Linked DNA regions of Homo sapiens: region 2 is linked to region 1. A link is a contact called in ENCODE Hi-C or POLR2A ChIA-PET data. All regions are on one chromosome and are shown on one strand. Each heading gives the region's core, a stretch centred on a gene start or an enhancer-like site at or near the end of the contact. The rest is flanking DNA. Distances are from core to core; before and after follow the strand shown.

What was found. Hi-C counts contacts between places; a loop is a spot of excess contacts on that map. ChIA-PET counts read pairs that join two places held with the same protein, here RNA polymerase II (POLR2A).
Region 2: a map of K562 shows a loop between it and region 1 (2.7-fold over the local background). The contact joins two enhancer-like sites. A Hi-C loop is called at or near these places in 1 of 168 maps with a recorded cell type or tissue (K562). POLR2A ChIA-PET finds 5 or more read pairs at or near these places in 2 of 52 experiments (activated CD4-positive, alpha-beta memory T cell and activated naive CD8-positive, alpha-beta T cell).

What each region holds. Positions count from the first base shown.
Region 1 is chr7:67,041,921-67,044,493 of GRCh38, reverse strand. All of the region lies in intron 7 of TYW1 (tRNA-yW synthesizing protein 1 homolog), which reads right to left. Among named protein-coding and RNA genes, the nearest start is that of TYW1, 46 kb to the right of the region's middle. Within about 2 kb of position 1,298, at least 13 of the 41 ENCODE cell types and tissues checked have a DNase peak (open chromatin) inside an H3K27ac peak, as active enhancers do.
Region 2 is chr7:67,099,776-67,102,348 of GRCh38, reverse strand. The region is part of intron 12 of TYW1 (tRNA-yW synthesizing protein 1 homolog); the gene reads right to left. Among named protein-coding and RNA genes, the nearest start is that of MIR4650-1, 13 kb to the left of the region's middle. Within about 2 kb of position 1,273, at least 2 of the 41 ENCODE cell types and tissues checked have a DNase peak (open chromatin) inside an H3K27ac peak, as active enhancers do.

The DNA.
Region 1 (2,573 bases), core at 49-2,548:
AAACTATCAGACAGCTATTTCCAGACCCGGAAACTTAGACCATACTTCTTTTAGTAACTAATTCTAAGCCTGGTAACTTTCAATATTAAAAACTCAGGTCGGACGTGGTGGCTCACACCTGTAATCCCAGCACTTTGGGAGGCTGAGGCGGGCAGATCACTTGAGGTCAGGAGTTCTAGAACAGCCTGGCCAACATGATGAAACCCATCTCTTCTGAAAATACAAAAATTAGCCAGGCGTGGTGGCATGCGCTTGTGGTCGCAGCTATTCAGGAGGCTGAGGCAGAAGAATCACTTGCACCTAGCAGGCAGAGGTTGCAATGAGCCAAGATCACACCTGGGCAACAAAGCAAGACTTCATCTCAAAAAAAAAAAAAAAAAAACTCTTATTCATGCTTAATTATACATGAAGTAGAGTTTTAATATTAATCTAAACTAATAAAAATTATATCACTGAAAAGGAATCACAGTAAAAAATTAAATTATTAATATTTAATAACTTTTGCTGCAATTTAACCCCACATTTAGATTCCTATTTCTTTAATAAATGAATCTCCAAGATATCACTCACTAGTCATGGTTCAGTTTTAAAATGACCAATTTTCACCATTACGCAAAGCTTTTGTATATACTGAGTTCTAAAAATGCCTTTTGAACTGGTGGAAAAGCAGCGTGCCCAAGCGTGTCAAGAGCTTTACTCTGACACCGTAATTCTATTTTGGATAACCTACCTTAACAAGATAACATGGGGACTCATTGCTAAGTGCTCCTAGCTACAGAGACCATGGTGAGTCAAGATGGTTTAAGGGCAGTGTATTGGGGTTGAAAGGATATCACCTCTTGTTTCTAGGTGAAGTAAACACTCCAAAGCCTTAAAAATAATTCTGAAACTAGCTTCCTGTTATTCCACTGCAATACCAACAGAAATTTATAATCAGAACTGGACATACTGAGATCCTTCTGCAATTTAAATAGCTGGCAAATGGAAATGTTTCTCCAGTGAGTAACTGTCAAGCATTTGCCATTTATTTCCAAAATTAATGATGCTGATGTTAGTGTTTGTCTGCTTAGCCAGAACATTGCTGTGGGGATTATTTAGCAACATTTATTTACTGCAGGAAAAAAAAAAAAAAAAGTAGCAATGGGCTTTACATTTACAAACCACAACATAAGAGAAAGAGAAAATAAACAATATAAAAATTATCAGGCTCCTCCTGACTCATGGTTCTCTAAACACTACAGCTTCTCTTCTGAGAACCACTCCTCCCTGGGGAAGCAGCCAAGAGGAGTGACACAGACAGATGGAGTCCAGGCTTGAGCCTGTCAACTTACCAGCCAACTGACGATGGACAAATTGCTTAAACTAAGCCTCAGTTGCTATCTGTTAAATGGTAAATTGCAGATGATAATAGTTTGATCATCTCAAGGTCACTGTGAGGATTGAGTGAGATAATCTAGTATGTATTTTGATTTCTCCTTTTTTCCTTTATTTTTTGAGACAGGGTTGTCTCAGGCTGTTGCCTAAGCTGGAGTACAGAGGCACAATCTCTGCTCACTGAAACCTCCATCTCTCAGGTTCAAGCGATTCTCCTGCCTCAGTCTCCCGAGTAGCTGGGATTACAGGCGTGTGCCACCACATCCCACTAACTTTTGTATTTTTAGTAGAAATGAGGTTTCGCCATGTTTGCCAGGCTGATCTTGAACTCCAGACCTCAGGTGATCCACCAGCCTCAGCCTCCCAAAGCTCTGGGATTACAGGCATAAGCCACTGCACCCGGCCTCCTAATATTTTAAACCTACACTGGAACTCTCCTCTCTCCCCACACCCGCTAACCCATTCTCCAATTCAATCAAATCACATTGCCTCCCACTGCCTTCAGGAGAAAGCTCAGCCCCCTCCACTGCAGGACTTGAGAAGCCTCTAGGATCCTACCCCATCTTCCTTCTCTATGTCACAGCTCCAAATATCCCTACCCCCAGTCAACTCTAGGCACACCAAACTGTTTAGGGTTCCCCAAACATGCCACCCCTAACACCCTATTCCTCCCATATCTCCATCTGTCTCCCTAACATTCCAGTGTTTCAAACTTTAGTGCTCTAGTTCTTAGAAACCACTCTCATACTTCAAATTATCTTCAGTCCTAGAAGAAGTCTTAAATAGTACTACAGAGGGAGGGAGGTAGAATACCAAGGTGGTGTTTTGGTAGGACCAAATCTATCCTATTTGAAGACATATACTTATATAAGCTAATTATTAACTATTATAGTTAATATATTCTAATTCTAATTATATTGAAATAATTAGTTAATATTATATTCTAATTCTAATTATATATTATACTAATAATATATAATTATATCAGAATAATTAGTTAAAATTATATTCTAATTCTAATTATATAATTGTTATATAATTCTAATATAATTATATAATTCTAATATAATTATATATTAATTCTAATATAATTATATAATTCTAATATAATTATACATTAATTCTAATAGAATTAGAATATAATGTTATTATATAAAAAATATATTAACTACTATACAAGAAAATACAATGCGGCTGGA
Region 2 (2,573 bases), core at 24-2,523, 58 kb before region 1:
AAGACTCACCAGCAAGAGAGGGAAAGAGAGACTCGATAACATCTACCAAATGTGGCCGGCATTTTGTTGGACGTTTTCGGGTAAATATCTTATATCATACTCTATAATTTTCCTCAATCCATGATGGCATTCACAGACAATTCCATTCATGATCAAACAATGAAACATCTTCTCTGGTTATCATTTTGCAAAAAATTACTTTATCCTACTACTAACAGATTCCATTCTTTTGGGGGATATATGCCTTTAATTTAAGACAGACTCCCTTTTTTTATGCATATACCCCAAACACCATTCTATCCCAATGTCCCCCACATGAGCCATGTGAAAATTCAGGAATTTAAAACCCAACTAAAGTTTAAAAACAGAAATGGCAACCCTATGTAAAACAGACACATTGACTTCTTAAAAACATTTTAACTTCACCTTTTTATACAACTTCAAAAAGTAATAGCTTAGATATCTTTATGACAATACACTGATTTTCATATTATTGCCTGGTAGCTAATAATTTTAATCAACTCTTCGATTTCCTATGACATTAAATTTCAGGCTGGGCTCGGTGGTTCACGCCTGTAATCCCAGCACTTTGGGAGGCCGAGGCAGGTGTATCACTTGAGGTCAGGAGTTTGAAACCAGCCTGACCAACATGGTGAAACCCCATCTTTTAGCTGGTGTGGTGGTGTGCGCCTGTAGTCCCAGCTACTGGGGAGACTGAGGCAGGAGAATCGCTTGAATCTGGGAGGCGGAGGTTGCAGTGAGCCAAGATTGTGCCACTGCACTCCAGCCTGGGCGACAAAGCTAGACTTTGTCTCAAAAATAAATAAATAAATATTTCAAGCTGACTGCGTGTGCGAATGTATGTGATCAATCTTTCTAGAAATAACCGTGATCTTAATTTTTTGCAAATATTTTCACCTTTTTTCACATCTTTGACAGAGCAGGAGCACCGTCATCTCGGACAAACCCCGCCACTTCAAGTTCCACCTCCCTTTATAGCTTCACGCATTCAAGGAAATCACTTCCAACTACAAGCAGCCAGAAACAGCAGACAGTAAAACACAGATAAGACTCCTGGGGCACAGAGGGAGGTAAGGGAAAAGTCTCTTGGGTAACTGCCAAACTTCACTCTCATACACTGGGCCCCAGTAAAACAGTGGGCCTTAATAAGCACATTCCTTTCCGTTCAGGTGCACTAAGATAGGGCAGCTAAAAGCAGACTCAGGGGTATGCCTGCGGCTGCAGAAAGAGGTATGAGAACAGACACACACCACCTCTCCCTCCCACATAAGCACAACAAAGAGACACAGAAGCAGTACAGGCTTCTGATAAACTCACCCGCCCTGAATCCTTGAAAACTCTTAGTCTGTAACAGAGTGTGGCTTCTGACCTAACTCAGTCAGAAGTCCCTCCCAGGTTCAGAATAAACCTGTTAACTGTTAAGCAGCCCTTCGTGTTTCTCTCCTCTTTCTTTAACTCTTTTTTTTTTTTTTTTTTTGCTCTGTAGCCCAGGCTGGAGTGCAGTGGCGTGATCTTGGCTCACTGCAAGCTCCGCCTCCCAGGTTCTCGCCATTCTCCTGCCTCAGCCTCCCGACTAGCTGGGACTACAGACAACTGCCACCATGCCTGGCTTATTATTATCATTATTATTTGTATTTGTATTTTTAGTAGAGACGGGGTTTCACCATGTTAGCCAGGATGGTCTCAATCTCATGACCTCGTGATCCACCCGTCTCGGCCTCCCAAAGTGCTGGGATTACAGGCGTGAGTCACCACGCCCTGCCCCTTTAATTCTTACAATCTTATACTTTATTGGCCAGTGTTTACGAAACAAACTTGAATTCAAAAAGATCTTTTTTTTTTTCCTATTTCCCCAATATTTCACTACCCATGTACTGAGCACCTTTAGTGCGCCAGGCAAAAAATGCACCGAGATAAATAAGCAGAGGTCTTGACCTCAAGGAACTTGCAGTCTAATCGGGGAAAACACCAATACATAACGGATGAGTAAATTTTGTAATACTTTTGGTGTTACAGCGTGTGCCTAGTCCCAGTATGACACAAAAACAGATCATTTCCCCAGAGGCCCCAGGAGATGCCTTTGATCATCCCTATAAGGAGAGCCCTCCCTTAAGTCATCCAACCCAACCTCATCATCCTACCACCTAAACCTGACCCTTCCTTACAAGAGCCCTCTGCTGTTATGGGGCCCCATAATCCTAGCAATCAACATGGCTGGAACCCTCAGTGTAATTACCTAGTCCTCTTCTCCGCTAGCCTCTCAAAGCCATACAAGCAGTTTGCCAATCATACCTAGCAATCCTTCAATAGCATCTTTTTTTTTTTGAGTCAGAGTTTCACTCTTGTTGCCCAGGCTGGAGTGCAATGGTGCGATCTCGGCTCACTGAAACCTCCGCCTCCCGGGTTCAAGCGATTCTCCTGCCTCAGCCTCCCGAGTAGCTGGGATTACAGGCATGCACCATCATGCCCAGCTAATTTTGTATTTTTAGTAGAGATGGGGTTTCCCCATGTTGGTCAGACTGGTCTTGAACTCTCAACCTCAGGTGATCCAC